Regions from separate parts of the Homo sapiens genome. Here region 1 is linked to region 2. A link is an interaction called in ENCODE POLR2A ChIA-PET data of the cell type or tissue named here. Cell type or tissue: Panc1. All regions are shown on one strand.

Region 1 (2,500 bases), 160 kb after region 2:
GACAAAAGGAATTACCAAAAATCTTGGAAATTAAAAATTGAACAGTCAAAATAATTGTTATGCTGGGCCTGTTGATGAGTGCCTGTAGTCCCAGCTACTCAGGAGGCTGATGCGGAAAGATTCCTGAGGTCAGGAGTTGGAGGCTGCAGTGAGCTATGATCACACCACAGTACTCCAGTCTGGGCAACAACATAGCGAGACCCTGTCTCTTAAAAAAAAAAAATGGAGCAGGAAAATGGGCACAGACGAAGAGCATATTAATGGATTGGAGTAGAGCATTTTCCCCAGACAAATCATAAAATGACAAAAAAGATAAAATATAGAGGAAAACAATGAGATAAGCGGATTAGAACCTAACATTTTATCATCCATTTATAATAGTATATCCAGAAAGGGAGAATGGCAACAGGGGGCAGAGGACAGAGGCTAGGTTGAATAACAGGAGAAATATTTTCCATAGCATTCCTTGTGCCCTCTAATACAGTGGTGAATAGTAGAGGTGATAGGAGTCATCTTTGCCTTGTGTTTAAAGTTGATGACTTAGGGCAGGCACGGTGGCTCACACCAATAATCCCAACACTTTGGGAGGCCGAGGCCAGAGGATCACCTGAACCTAGGAGTTTGAGACCAGCCTGGGCATGATGAGACCTGTCTCTACAAAAATAAAAATTACGAAGTTAGGTGTGGTGGCACATGCCTGTGGCCCCAGCTACTCAGGAGGCTGAGGCAGGAAGAGCGCTTGAGCCCAGGAATTTGAGGCTGCAGTAAGCCTTGATCATGCCACTGCACTCCAGCCTGGACAACAGCCAAGACCCTATCTCAAAATAAATAAATTAATAAAGTTAGTGACATTGCTTATGTTTCATTATTAAGGTTGTTGTAGAATTTTGGTAGGTAGTCCTTTATTAAATTAAAGGTGTTTATTTTATATCTACCAAAAATTAATAGTTTTGGTTTTTTATGATATTGGAGTAGGTGTTAATTTTTTTTTTTTTTTCAGCATGAGTTGAGATGATCACATGGTTTTGGTCTTTTAATTTGTAAGTTACAGTAACTTATTATATTGAACCGTCCTTGTATTGGGAGAATTGGTATTGGTATACTATTTAATTTGCTAATATTTTATTTAGTTTTGCTTAAATGTTCATAATCAAGATCATAGCTTTCTCTTTTTGTGAATGTAATGTATTTGGTCAAAAACTATTATCCTGTTTTTGAAAGACGAATTCAGATTTATCAAAACACGTATATTCCCAAATCAGAATGTACCTATATTGATAGTAACAGCTTTGGGGTGCTTTATGAAAAGAAAATTTGAAGACTCCTAAACAGTAAATGTTTAAACAGAACATTTTTTTCAAGGGATATGATGAAAATTTATAATTTGTTAATTATTTCTCCTTTTATATGTTACTCTTCATAATTCTCCTAAGTGTAAATTTTGTTTCTCTTTAGGTACGCATAGCTGCTAAATTCATCACTCATGCACCCCCAGGGGAATTTAATGAAGTATTCAATGGTGAGTAAAGATTAGTATTTTAATCCCTCCTTAATTACCATTATTTATTGAGTACTTGCTGTCTGTTTTAATTCTTACGACTTGTTGTAGCCATAGCTAAGTAAATCAAGATTCAAAAAAATTGAAATAACTTGTCCAAGGTCCCCCAGTTAGTAAATGTCAAAGCAAGAATTCAAACCCAGGTCTGAGTGAAAATAAAGCTCCTAACCCATAAATTAGGATGCCTATCTTATGTGAGAAAAGATTTAATGCAGATTAGTATCAATAAATGTAGAAACAATACTAAATTATTTTCATAGTTTTATTTTTATCGTTATAGATCATAGCTTAATTTTCTTCATTGCTTTCACTTAGGAAGTCACATGATATGGAACACTTTTTTGGGCCAGTGGGGCTGAACGGACTATATCTGGGGAGCTTATTAAATATGCAGATTCAACTTTATCTTCCCCTCAAGATTCACATTCATTAGATCTGAGGTGGAACTGGTTAATCTGTATTTCATCAAGTTCTTTACCAGGTGATTCTGAATCGCAGCAGGTTGGGGAACCACAATTAAATACATTTACAACTTTCCATACTATCTGCTGTCTTAATACATTTTACAAGATGGAAAATGTGATGGAGCATCTTAAACTTCATGGTGAAATAAATAATCATAATCCCATTTTAAGTTATTAAGTTTGTCTTAAAGATGCCTTAAGCAAAATAATAATTGTTGTGCATCTTGGTTCAGTTTAGCAAACATTTATTTTGAGATTCTAATTTTATATTAGAAAGTTAGCTACTCGAGAGGAACTGTATGATATTCCTTTGTACCTGGCCCAGATGGTAGAACAGTCAATAATAATCTTTATTGCTAAAATTGGAAAAAGTAACTAGGAGAAACATAAACATTTGCTTCAGGGAGTATAAGATATAATAGAAGTAAATCAAGATATTTTTTCTAAAATTGTTTGTGGATTTTGAGCACCAACAGCA
Region 2 (2,500 bases):
GACAAAAGCCAGGTATGGTGGCTTGCGCTTATAATTTCAGCTATTCAGGAGACTGAGGTGGGAGGATCACTTGAGCCCTGGAGTTCAAGACGAACCTGAGCAACATAGTGAGACTTTGTCTCCAAAAATTATATATATATAATTTTATATAATAATTTTAACAATTTTATATAATAATTTATATAATAAATTATATATATCATTTTTATATATAATTTTGTCTCCAAAAATTTTATATATATATACACATATATATATACACATATATATACACATATATATACACATATATATATACACATATATATATATATATATACACACACATATATATAGAGAGAGAGAGAGAGAAGAGGGTCTCACTTGTCACCCAGGCTGGAGTTGGTGGTGCAGTCTCAGCTCACTGCAACCTCTACTTCCCAGGCTCAAATGATCCTCCTGCCTCAGCCTCCTGAGTGGCTAATTTTTTTTTTGTTTTTGTTTTTGTAGAGACAAGGTTTCACTACATTGCCTAGACTGGTCTCAAACTCCTGGACTCAAGTGATTCATCTACCTGGGCCTCCCAAAGTGCTGGGATTACAGGTGTGAGCCACTGTGCCTGGCCCCCAAAATTTTTTAAATTTAAATTTAAATTTTTTAAATCACCAAACTCCATGCCTGGCATGTGCCTGTAGTCCTAGCTACTCAGAAGGCTGAGGTGGGAGGATTGCTTGAGACCAGGAGTTCAGGCTGCAACTCCAGCCTGGGTGACAGAGCAAGACTCCCTCTTGAAAAAAAAAAAAAGGTTTATTTCTTTATATTAGCAATGGAAGTAGAAATTAATAAATAATACTATTTATAATAGCATCAAAAATACTAAATGTAAAGATATCTGACAGGAGATGTGCAAGACTTATACACAAAAACTACAAGTCATTGCTAAGACAAATTGAAGTTCTAAATAAATGGAGAGATATACTGTGTTTATAAATCAGAAGACAATATGGCTATGAATTCAGTGCTCTCCAAATAATTCATATATAGATTTAATGCAATCCCAGTGAAAATTCCAACAGGCTTTTTTGTAGAAATTGACAAGTTAACTCTAAAATTTGTATGGAAATGCAAAGGACCTAACATAACCAAAACAACTTTGAATAATAAAAACAAATTAGAAAATGTCACTATCTAACTTCAAAGCTTTTTATAAAGTTATAGTCGTCAGGCCTGGGGGCATGATGGCTCATGCCTGTAATCCCAGCACTTTGGGAGGCCAATGCTGGCAGATCACCTGAGGTCAGGAGTTTGAGACCAGCCTGCCCAACATGTCAAAACCCCGTGTCTACTAAAAATACAAAAATTAACCAGGCATGGTGACAGGTGCCTGTAATCCCAGGTACACAGGAGGCTGAGGCACGAGGATTGCTTGAACCCAGGAGGCAGAGGTTGCAGTGAGCCAAGATTGTGCCACTGCACTCCAGCCTGGGCGACAAAGTGAGACTCTGTCTCAAAAAAAAAAAAAAAAGGTTATGGTCATGAAGACTACGTTTTATTGGAATAGAAATAAAGAACTATATCACCATATCAATCAAACAGAATGAAGAGTCCAGAAACAGTCTCTCAAATATGTGCTTAGTTTATTTTTTGACAAAGGTGCAAATGCAATTCAATGGAGAAAGCGTAATCTTTTCAATAAATGGTACTGAAACAACTGGATATCTATATGCAAAAACTAAGCTTTGATCCATACATCACACCATATACAAAAATTAACTGAAGATATATTTTCGACCTAAATGTAAAACCTAAAAAAACTGTAAAACTTCTAGAAGAAAATGTAACAGAAAATCTTTGTAACCTTGGGTTAGGTAAAGATTTCTCTTAATATACCAAAAGCAGCCAGGCCCAGTGGCATGTGCCTCTAATCCCAGCTACTTTTTCTGAATTCATTGACATGATCATATGGGATTTTTTGACTTGTTAATATGGTGAAATACATTGATTGATTTTCAAATATTAAACCATTTATGCATTCCTTCCATAAACCCAATTGGTCATTTATGTATTATCTTTTTATATATTGTTGGGTTTGATTTGATAAAACACCAGCTACTGGAAGGCTGGGAGGATTGCTTGAGCCCAGGAGTTCAAGACCAGCCTGGGCAAGATAATGAGTTTTTAACACACACACACACACACACACACACCAGGCTGGGTGCTGTGGCTCATGCCTGTAATCCTAGCACTTTGGGAGGCCAAGGCAGGTGGATCCCTTGAGCTCAGCAGTTTGAGGCCAGCCTGGGCAACATAGCGAGACCCCATCTCTACAAAAAAATTTTTAATTAGTTGGGCATGGTGTTAAGTGCCTGTAGTCCCAGTTATTCAGGAGTCTGATGTGGGAGGTTGGCTTGAGCTTCAGAGGCAATGGTTGCAATGAGCCAAGGTCACACCACTGCACTCCATCCTGGGCAACAGAGCCAGACCCTGTCTCAAAAACAAAACAAAACAAAAGAACATACCA

Evidence for each region. ChIA-PET counts read pairs that join two places held together with the same protein. Peaks named below come from ENCODE experiments on the same cell type or tissue, not always from the same donor. Only the 100,000 strongest peaks of a DNase experiment are listed, where the experiment ranks them.
Region 1: POLR2A ChIA-PET joins it to region 2 with 8 read pairs; 4 of 35 experiments call an interaction of 5 or more read pairs at or near these places.

What each region holds. Positions count from the first base shown.
Region 1 is chr1:112,645,755-112,648,254 of GRCh38, forward strand. It overlaps CAPZA1 (capping actin protein of muscle Z-line subunit alpha 1), which reads left to right. Exons shown (of 10, transcript NM_006135.3): 2 at 1,456-1,519. Among named protein-coding and RNA genes, the nearest start is that of CAPZA1, 27 kb to the left of the region's middle. In Panc1, no CTCF peak of the experiment used is centred here; no DNase peak of the experiment used is centred here; H3K27ac peaks cover 817 bases.
Region 2 is chr1:112,483,973-112,486,472 of GRCh38, forward strand. It overlaps a transcript of WNT2B not described here. Among named protein-coding and RNA genes, the nearest start is that of MIR4256, 23 kb to the left of the region's middle. In Panc1, no CTCF peak of the experiment used is centred here; no DNase peak of the experiment used is centred here.